2 separate regions of the Homo sapiens genome follow, and region 2 is linked to region 1. A link is an interaction called in ENCODE POLR2A ChIA-PET data of the cell type or tissue named here. Cell type or tissue: GM12878. All regions are shown on one strand. Each heading gives the region's core, and the rest is flanking DNA. Links, peaks and the distances in the headings are about the cores only.

The links. ChIA-PET counts read pairs that join two places held together with the same protein. Peaks named below come from ENCODE experiments on the same cell type or tissue, not always from the same donor. Only the 100,000 strongest peaks of a DNase experiment are listed, where the experiment ranks them.
Region 2: POLR2A ChIA-PET joins it to region 1 with 5 read pairs; 11 of 35 experiments call an interaction of 5 or more read pairs at or near these places.

The regions. Positions count from the first base shown.
Region 1 is chr3:47,224,785-47,230,163 of GRCh38, forward strand. It overlaps KIF9 (kinesin family member 9), which reads right to left. Exons shown (of 21, transcript NM_182902.4): 21 at 3,214-3,918. The coding sequence ends at 3,868. All of the region lies in intron 2 of KIF9-AS1 (KIF9 antisense RNA 1), which reads left to right. Among named protein-coding and RNA genes, the nearest start is that of SNORD13J, 23 kb to the right of the region's middle. RefSeq lists an enhancer at 3,167-3,426. In GM12878, for the core only: no CTCF peak of the experiment used is centred there; DNase peaks (open chromatin) are centred at 1,027, 3,077 and 3,642; H3K4me3 peaks cover 939 bases; H3K27ac peaks cover 2,679 bases.
Region 2 is chr3:47,172,713-47,178,091 of GRCh38, forward strand. All of the region lies in intron 2 of KIF9-AS1 (KIF9 antisense RNA 1), which reads left to right. Among named protein-coding and RNA genes, the nearest start is that of KIF9-AS1, 11 kb to the left of the region's middle. RefSeq lists an enhancer at 3,038-3,097. In GM12878, for the core only: no CTCF peak of the experiment used is centred there; a DNase peak (open chromatin) is centred at 3,259; H3K4me3 peaks cover 498 bases; H3K27ac peaks cover 2,193 bases.

The sequences.
Region 1 (5,379 bases), core at 266-5,265:
CTGGGAGGCGGAGGTTGCAGTGAGCCAAGATTGTACCATTGCACTCCAGCCTGGGAGACACAGCGAGACTCCGACTCAAAAAAAAAAAAGAAAAGAAAAAAGTGACATTTAAGCAAGGACTTAGGAAAGTGAATCATGTGGACATGTAGGGAAAGAATGTTTTAGGCAGAGGAAACAGCCATTGCAAAGGCCTGGAAGCAGGAGCTGTCTGTCTGGCATGTTGGGAGGAAAAGTAAGGAAGCCCATGTGGCTGGAGTAGAGTGAGCAAGGGGACAGTAGATGAGACAAGAGTAGAGAAATCATAGAAGTCACGATTATATAGGATCTTGTGGGATGTTTTAAGGACTTGGGTTTCACTCTGAGCAAAATAGGAAACCATTAAAAATTTGAGAAGAGGTGTAATGTGATCTAACATATTTCAGAAGGTCAACCAGGGCTAGACCTGGTGGCTTGTAATCCTACCTACTCTGGAGGCTGACATGGGAGGATTGTTTTAACCCAGGAGTTCGAGGATGCAGTGAGCTAGGATCATGCCACTGCTCTCCAGCATGAGGAAAAAAAAAAAAAAAAAGGTTCAGCCAGGCTGCTGTTCTGGAAATAGAGAGCAAAAGGAGAAGCCAGGAGACAGGAAGCTGTTGCAATATCCAGGCAAGAAGTGGTGAGAAATGGTCAGATTTTGAATATAGGAGGAAGGTAAAGCCTACTGAATTTCTGGATAGATTCAGTGTGAGGTCTGAGAGAAGAGAGGAATGAAGTACAAAACTAAGGATTTTAGCCTGAGCAATTAGGCTAAGGAAGGTTATGGGTAAAGTATGTTTAGGGAGACAATTAGACATTCGGTTTTCTAGCTCACCTCTTCACCAGTGATGAAGCCTTCAGGGTGCCATCTTTATTCAGGCAGTCCCATTTCCAGCTTCCTATATGGCATGAACTGACGTCTTATTTCTCATACTTATGTGGACATTTAACCTTCAAAAGTAACAATCCGCTCACATACCTTCTCCTAGTCCCTAGAAGACATAGCCAGTTCACACGCTGACCACTCAGGTTTTCAGTTCCTCCTTTATGTTCAGCTCCTGACAGTTCCCTTTCTTGCTTGCAAATCTTACTTTGTACAGTCGTCCCTTGGTATACATGTGGGATTGGCTCCAGGGCCCCTTCCATATGCCAAAATCCACACATAAGTCCTGCACTCAGTCCTGCGGAACCTGCACATACAAAAAGTTGACTCTCCACATATGCAGATTTTGCATCCCTTGAATACTGTATTTTCAATCCACCTTTGGTTGAAAAAATCCCATGTATAAGTAGACTTGTGCATTTCAAACCCGTGTTGTTCAAGGGTCAACTGTATTTCTTTTCTCTTTTTCTTTTTTTTTGAGACAGAATCTCTGTTCCCCAGGCTGGAGTGCGGCAGCATGATCTCAGCTCACTGCAGCCTTCGCCTCCCAGGTTCAAGCAATTCTTGTGTCTCAGCCTCCCAAGTAGCTGGGATTACAGGTGTGCACCACCACACCCGGCTAATTTTTGTATTTTTAGTAGAGACAGGTTTTTGCCATGTTTGCCAGGCTGGTCTCAAACTCCTGGCCTCAAGTGATCTACCTGCCTCAGCCTCCCAAAGTGCTGGGATTACAGGCATGAACCACCACATGTGGCCTCAAGGGTCAACTGTATTTAAAAGAATGTTATATTTTAGTCAGCACCTCTATTTGTAGCAGGAATGTTTTCAGATTATCTCACCTGTCACATTGTTGCAACTGGAAGTCCCTCCAGGGGTGACTTGGCTGGCAAATTAACTCAGCAGGAACTATTTTCTGGAATGACAGACCCATCTGAATGAACACAACACCCCTACCTTCCTGCCATACTGGAAGCATCGACTCCTGGAAGCATCAGTCAGGGGAAGAGAAAGGAGCTGGAGGAGGGAGAGGGCAGAGCCCCCAAGGCAATCCTATCACTTTCTTCAACAAAATCCATGTCCATCTGCTGATGGGCTGAAGAGCAGAATCACAGGGTTTTTGATTGGATAGATACTATCCAGTTCAACCTTCAACCAGGTGCAACCTCCTTGCCAGACAGCCTACTGCTGCAGGGCCCTCACTAATGACTTCATGCCAGGACTGCTCTCATTTTAAGCCTCTTCTTATTTTGAGATAACAATCTTAGCCAGGAGAGGTGGCTCACACCTGTAATCCCTTGGCACTTTGGGAGGCTGAGGTGGGAGGATCGTTTGAGCCCAGAAGTTTCAAGACCATTCTGGACAACATAGTGAGACTCCATCTCCAGAAAAAATTTAAAAAACTAGCCAGGCATGGTGGTGCGCACCTGTAGTCCCAGCTACTCAGGAGGCTGGGGTGGGAGGATTGAGCCCAGGAGGTTGAGGCTGCAAGGAGCTGTGATGGCACCACTGCACTCCAGCCTGGATGACAGAGTGACACCCTGTCTCAAAAACAACAACAATAACAACAAAACCTTTGGGAAAAATGTTTGCTACTCATTCAGCCCACATCCACATCCTCTTGCTTTCCCTTCTACCTGGCAGCCCCTCATGGCCTCTGTCACATTTCTCTTCCTCTTCAGGTAAGCAGACCTAGTTCCTTCCATCTTTCCTCATACAAAGTGGTCCCAGAGCTAGATATCACCCATCAGAAGTGATGTATTTTTCTCTCACAGCTTCCCATGACAGGACTGCCAGGTGAGCAGAACCTCCTCTCCCACTGTTGGAAGAATAACAGAAACCTCAAGGCCCTGATGAGGGTGTCAGACGGGGGAGCACCCACAGAGTGTCAGGCCAAGGCCTTGACCCATAAGAACAGAAGAGGGGGTGAGATACAATTCCAAGGAAGCACTGAAACTTTTCGCTCAGTGGAGACTTGGTTTACCAACCCAGGGGCGTATCAGTCAGCCTGGAAGGCCCCAGAGGGCCTGAGTTTGTTCTCTGAGCAAAGTAATGAACTCTTTCCCTTTGGTGCCACCACCAAGGGCCCAAGCTGCAGCCTGGTAACTTGATAGAGAGTGATATCTTCTCTCTTCCCTGCTCAGCCTTGACAGTGATCCCAGTTCCTATTCAGGGTAAATCGTTCACTTTCACTTCTGCTCAGTGCAGCCTACACGGAGAGAGAAAGCGGGGAGGGGAGGCACCCTGGTGCCTGGTGGCCGTGCATGCTGCGTAGGGAAGGCCGTGGTGTTCTGGAAACATGCAGAGGACATGTCTCCCAGAAGCTGCTCATTTATTCCCTGGTACATGGAGCCAGCTCTGCCTCATCCCTTTCTGGTCTCTGTGGCTAGACCTTATCCTCCCCTGGTTGCCAAATGAAGGAGGGCCTCCTCCTGTCTTCTTCACTGGCTCAGAAACACAGAAAAGATGTCTTGAGAGAACTTAGGGTCTGAGGGAGCTGTGAGAAGCAGAGCTCCTCAGACCGAGCTCACCACCCCCACCCTAGGATGTCTATCCAGGAAAGGGGCTGACCAGTGTGACAAAGGCCTGCCAGGAGGAGCCTGGCTGAGCTACTTTTCTGCCTTCCTACTTGAGACTCAGTTCTGACCTCACACATACATAGAGAATATGTCCTTTCAGACAGGAAATAAGACAAAGTTCTCAGATGAGCACTGAAAGTCCAAACTAGAAAGTTATTTTATCCTGTCCCTGCATATAAGACAGTGAATTAAAACCCAAAGTGCTCTGTGGAGATGAGCAAGGTTGTCCTTGGAGGATGCTCCTCCCAACATGCAGGCCAAATGTGTTCTCTGTGCTGGGTCCCAGCATTGGAGTAGAGGGGGCTGCAGCTCTGGGCAGGTGGTTGAGCAGCTCCACTACAGTAGGTGGGAGTTGCTGGTCTTGTCCTTTAAGGTACTGGCGATGAGGTTCTATTTTCTATGTGCCTGCTGGAGGCCCATCATGGTTTTCAAGTAATTATGCTGGACACAGAGGGAAGAGAAAACAGGAACTTATTAGGAGGGACAGACATAGCAGGGACTCAGACCAGGCCACTCACATTCACCCTATCATTCCTCCTGCAAACATCATGGGTTGTGGACAAGGATTCCTTCTGAGTAGCCCCAATTCTCTGAGAAATAACATCCATTCAAACTCTTTCATTCTTTTATCCTAAAGAAAGTGTGTAAAACTATTTTAAAACAGTCTGGCAGGCATATTTGAAAGGAGGCATATAGGTTTCAAGGGCATTCTTGGGAGTTTCTGATAGGGAATAGGTTCAGAAAGAAAAGAAGAGGGTTCTATCTCCAGAGGAGTTAGGGGCCAGGTATTCAGAAGGGCCCTCTCTTTGCCACTGCAATCAATCAGATGTTCACAAATTATACCTTTTTAATGCATCACTAGGCTCTTAGAAAGCAGGTGAAAACTGTAGGCTGAAACAGAAACAGTGGGCTGTAAGCCAGCAAACGCTAAAACTAGCTTGGAACATGGAATCTTAGGTTCCCCACAAAGTAGGAGTCTGAATTGAAGCTCCCATATTAAACTGGAATTCTTGAAGAGGGTTAAAATGGTCCTGGGTTGGTAATGCCCCATGGGTAACTGCAGAAAGCAAGTGCAAACCTTTTCAGGGGGAAAATAATTTCTATTTATGTGTTCAGGTCTCCTTGAGCTTAAGTTCAATCAAACACAAGGTCACGATTTCAATACACACACAAACACACACACATACACACGCCACTGTCAAGCCACCATGAGACTCAGTAAAACAGGAAACAGATTTTGACCATGAAAAATCTGATCTATATGTTTCCTATATAAAAGTATATATTTAAATAACTAAAACATAGAATTGAAAGAACATGGAATGGTTCGAGTATAACATTTGCATAAAAAGTCTGTGCATGGGCATATCTTAAACATTAAAAATGGCCAACACAGAGAATTATAGAGATTGGGGAATGAGAGAATAGAATTTTGACCTGTAGAAATACAGGACTCCTCTGCTTAATGATTTAGAATTTTTTTTTTTTTTGAGATGGAGTCTCGCTCTGTCACCCAGGCCGGAGTACAGTGGCGCAATCTCGGCTCACTACAACCTCTGCCTCCCGGGTTCAAGCGATTCTCCTGCCTCAGCCTCCTGAGTAGCTGTGATTACACGTGTGCACCACCATCCCCGGCTAGTTTTTGTGTTTTTAGTAAAGACAGGGTTTTACCATGTTAGCCAGGCTGGTCCTGAACTCCTCACCTTAAGTGATCCACCCACCTCAGTCTCCCAAAGTGCTGGGATTACAGGCGTGAGCCACCGTGACTGGCGAGTTGCACATTTTAAATGGGTGAATTGTATGGTATGCAAATTCTGTCTCAATAAAGCCTTTTAAAAAGCATAAAATAAGAATTTATTTAAAATAACTATCTGGGCACAGGGGCTCACGCCCATGATCCCA
Region 2 (5,379 bases), core at 251-5,250, 52 kb before region 1:
TCTACACTAGATGTAATGAATGTTATTTATATCTATTTATTATTCCGTAACAACTATGTGTGTGCGTCCTTTGACCCAGCAAATTCTATTTCTAAAATTTTGGTTCACGGAAATAAAAGCACTCGTACATAGACTAAATGTACAAATTAATGGTATAATTTGTGGTGGGAGAAATGAAGTGAATGCTCATAAATAAGGGAATGGGTGAATATATTTTGGAACATCCATACAGAGGAGTATTATACTGTCATTAAAAAGAATTGAGTTTGCCAGACATGGTGGCTGACAACTGTAATCCCAGAACTTTGGGAGGCTGATGTAGGAGGATCACTTGAGCTCAGGAGTTGGACACCAGCCTGGGCAACATAACAGGACTTCATCTCTACTAAAAATAAAAAATTAGCTGGGTATAGGGTCATACACCTATAGTCCCAGCTACTCAAGAGGTTGAGGTGGGCGGATTGCTTGAGCCCAGGAGATGGAGGCTGCAGTGAGGCAAGATCGCGCCACTGCACTCCAGTCTGGACAACAGAGCAAGACCATGTCTCAAAAAATAAATAAATACATAATAAGTATATGCATATGTATTTAGATATCTATTAAGAAATTAGGCCGGGCGCAGTGGCTCACGCCCATAATCCCACCACTTTGGGAGGCCAAGGCAGGCGAATCATCTGAGGTCAGGAGTTTGAGACCAGCCTGGCCAACATGCCAAAACCCTGTCTCTACTAAAAATACAAAAATTAACCGGGCATGGCACGCGCTGGTAATCCCAGCTAGTCGGGAGGCTGAGGAAGAAGAATCACTTGAACCCAGGAGGCAGAGGTTGAGTGAGCCAAGATCACACCACTGCACTCCAGCCTGGGCAACAGAGTAAGATTCCGTCTTAAAAAAAACAAAACAAAACAAAACAAAACCCTCACACTATATTCCAAATCCTGAAATAAGAAACAAATTTGCAAATTAAGAAATTATGGATTAACTTATTGATTATTGCTCAGAAAACGTACCTTATTTTTACTCTGAAATTCACTTTATTTATAATACTTTAAAACAATTTAGCTAAAGTAGTGTTTATAGGATGTTACTTCTCTGGTTAGACATGTTTCACACAACAGTTTTCAATGCTGAAAATTCATTTGATAATTTTAATCACAATTTATGATTGATTGATGGATTAATCAGTAATTTAGATGCCATAAGAACCATTGAAAGGAATAATCTGACTATTGCTCATTGTACAATCTTGATCATTAGTTATAAGCCAAGAATCTGATATCCCACTCTTGAATTACATTTTTCAATGTGTGTATTTGGTCAACAACAGGTCACAGTGAGCCGAGATCATGCCACTCCACTCCAGCCTGGGTGACAGAGCAAGACTCCATTTCAAAAAAAAAAAAAACTGAAAATACCAAATATTGACAAGGATTTGGAGCAAGTGGAACCCTCATACATTGCTGATGGAAATGCAAAATTATACAGCCAATTTGGAAAAATAACTGGGTGTGGTGGTGTGCACCTATTTTTCCAACAACTTGGGAGACTAAGGTAGGAAGATCCCTTGAGCCCAGGAGTTTGAGGTTACAGTGAGCTGATGGCGCCACGGCTCTCCAGCCTGGGTGACAAAATAAAACTGTTTCAAAAAAAAGAAAAAAAAATGATGCTATAAGAAAAAAACTATATACCAATGTCCTTCATTAACATAGATACAAAATGTTTAATCACAATTTTAGCAAATTGAATCCAACTGTCTCCCCCACCCCCACATCTATCTATATATCTATATTTGTTTGTTTGTTTTGAGACGGAGTTTTGCTCCTGTTGCCCAGGCTGGACTGCAATGGCATGATCTCGGCTCACTGCAACCTCCACCTCCTGGGTTCAAGTGATTCTCCTGCCTCAGCCTCCCGAGTAGCAGGGATTACAGGCATGCCCCACCACGCCTGGCTAATTTTGTATTTTTAGTAGAAACGGGGTTTCACCATGTTGGACAGGCTGGTCTCAAACTTCTGACTTCAAGTGATCCGCCCGCCTCATCCTCCCAAAGTGTTGGGATTACAGGCGTGAGCCACTGCATCCGGCCTTGTTTTTTTGTTGTTGTTTTTTTTTGAGACAGGGTCTTGGTCTGTCACCCAGGCCAGAGCGAGTCTCATGGTTCACTGTAACCTCCGCCTCCTGGGATCAAGGAATCCCACCTCGGCCTCCTGAGTAGCTGGGACTATAGGCACAAGCCACCACGCCTAGCTAGTTTTTGTTTTGTTTTGTTTGATTTGGTTGGTTGTTTTTTTCTTTTTGTTTTTGTTTTTGTAGAGATGGCGTTTTGCCATGTTGCCCAGGGTGGTATCAAACTCCTAGGCTCGAGTGATCCACCCACTTCAGCTTCCCAAAAGGCTAGGATTGTAATCACATCTGTAGGCATGAGCCACCACGCCTGATAAATCTAACAATACATTAAACGTAAAATACCAGGCCAGGTGCAGTGGCTCACACCTGTAATCCCAGCAGTTTGGGAGGCCAAGGCGGGTGGATCACCTGAGATCAGGAGTTCAAGACCAGCCTGACCAACATGGTGAAACCCCATCTCTACTAAAAATACAAAAATTAGCTGGGCATGGTGGCACACGCCTGTGGTCCCAGCTACTCGGGAGGCTGAGGTGGGAGAAGGGACTAGCCTTGTCTCAGATGAGTCTTTGGACTTCTGAGTTAATGCTGGAATAAGTTAAGACTCTGAGGGACTATTGGGAACACATAATTGTATTTTGCAATGTGAGAGGGACATGAGATTTAGTGGGGCCATGGGTGGAATGATATGATTTGGGTCTGTGTCCCCACTAAATCTCATGTCGAATCCCCAGTGTTAGAAGTGGGGCCTGGTAGGAGGTGATTAGATTATGGGGATGGTTTCTCATGAATTGCTTAGTACCATGCCCCCTTGTGAGTTCTCACAACATCTGGTTGTTTAAAAGTGTGTAGCACCTCCCCACCCTCTCTCTTGGTCTAGCTCCTGCCATATAAAATGCCGGCTCCTGCTTTGCCTTTCACCATGAGTAAAAGCCTCCTGAGACCTTCTCAGAAACAGATGCTGCCATCCTTCCTGTACAGCCTGCAGTACCGTGAGCAAAATAAGCCTCTTTTGTCTATAAATTACCTAGTCTCAGGTATTTATTTATAGCAATGTAAGAAAGAACTAATACAAGTGGTTTCACTTCTTATAGCCTAAAACTACCTAGCATGCCTTTGAAATTGCAACTGCTTTCTATTTCTTATAATTCAGACTTGTCTTTTCATTTGTGACCAATTCCTGTTATTTCAAAACCAAAGAGTGCATGAGGGTGAATTATATTACCCTGAAGAGATGAGACAATGACTCTGTCTGAACCATTCAGCTGGTCTAGGTGACTAGAGACTGCAGAGATGTCAGGACTGTTGCCTAGGACACAAAGCAGACTTACAGGGCATTCCTCACTGAAAGAACATTTTAGGGACACTTACTTATCCAGAAAGGCATAAATAAGGAACTGGTAACCCTGATAACTTGAGAACCCTACTGCTACCTGGTGATTAGAGGCAGTCTGAGACACATAAGAGAGTGGTTCAGGCCAGGAGTGGTGGTTCACACCTGTAATCCCAGCACTTTGGGAGGCCAAGGTGGGTGGATTGCTTGAGATCAGGAGTTTGAGACCAGCCTGGCCAGCATGGCGAAACCCCCCTCTACTAAAAATACCGAAGTTAGCCAGGTGTGGTGGCACATGCCTGTGATCCCAGCTACTTGGGAGGCTGAGGCACGAGAATCACTTGAACCCGGGAGGTGGAGTTTGCAATGATCCAAGATCATGCCACTGGACTCCAGCCAGAGCAACACAGTGACACTCTGTCTCAAAAATATATATATATATTTTGGGACCTGGACAGGTGACCATGGTGAGACCTTTGAAGACATATGTATGTCCATAGCATGCATATGTCTTTGAACTGTGTATCTTGAAGTAATGTTATGTTAAATTATGTAATAGATAATCATAAAGTGTCTGAGTCATTTCTAAGTAAGTTAAAATGCTGAGATATCAATTTAATCTTTTAGTTTTTTGTTGTTGACTTTAGACATCTAGAAATATAAAGCATAATCAATTTAAGAATAAAAAATACGGCCTGGGTACAGTGGCTCATGCCTATAATCCCAGCACTTTGGGAGGCCGATGCGGGCAGATCGCTTGAGTCCAGGAGACCAGCTCGGTAACATGGAGAAACCCTGTCTCTACAAAAAATATAAAAAATTAGCCAGGTGTAATGGCAGGTGGGTGTGGTAGTATGCGCCTATAGCCCCAGCTACTAGGGAAGCTGAGGTCAGATGATCACTTGAGCCTGGGAGGTGTAGGTTGCAGTGAGCCAAGATTGTGTCACTGCCCTCCAGCCTGGGCAACAGAGTGAGACCCTGTCTCAAAAAGCAAAAACTATGCAAATAAGGACAATTATTAACAAAACAATCTGAAATCCGTATCTGAAAAGTGTTTCTGGCCAGGCGTGGCTCACGCCTGTGATCCCAACATTTTGGGAGGCCGAGGTGAGTGGATCACTTGACACCAGGAGTTGAAGACCAGCCTGGCCAACATGGTGAAACCCTGTCTCTACTCAAAATACAAAAATTAGCCAGGTGTGGTGGTGCATGCCTGTAATCCCAGCTACTTCTTAGGAGGCTAAGGCAGGATAATCGCTTGAACCCGGGAGGCAGAGGCTGCAGTGAGCCGAGACTGTGCCACTGCACTCCAGCCTGGGTGACAGAGCGAGACCCTGTCACAAAAAAAAAAAAAAAAAAAAAAAGTGTTTCTAAAGGTAACCAGGCCAGGCACAGTGGCTTGCCTAGGCCTACCAGCTGCAGGGCAGGTTACAGCTAGTGGCCCAAGCTCTGGGATAAAATATTAATCAATATTAATGATACTTAGTCTTTTAAGCTTAAGCTTATATACTTTGTTGTCTTTATGGTTTAACAAAGCTAAATATATTTCAATCTGTTAATAAAAATGGAAGAAACATCTTTAAAAAATTATGAAGTAATTTTCATCTACAAATATTGACAAAAAAGTTCAAAATTACTTTCTAGGTTTTTCACTAGAAATTAGGTTACTAAAAGTTAAAATTATAGTAAATATATATATTAAAACTACTAGGCTGGGCCTGGTGGCTCGTGCCTGTAATCCCAGCACTTTGGGAGGCCGAGGCAGGTGGATCACCTGAGGTCAGGAGTTCAAGACCAGCCTGGCCAACATGGTGAAACCCCGTCTCTACTAAAATAAAAAAATTAGCTGGGAGTGGTGGCAGGTGCCTGTAATCCCATAATCCCAGTTACTTGGGAGGCTGAGGCAGGAGAATCGCTTGAAC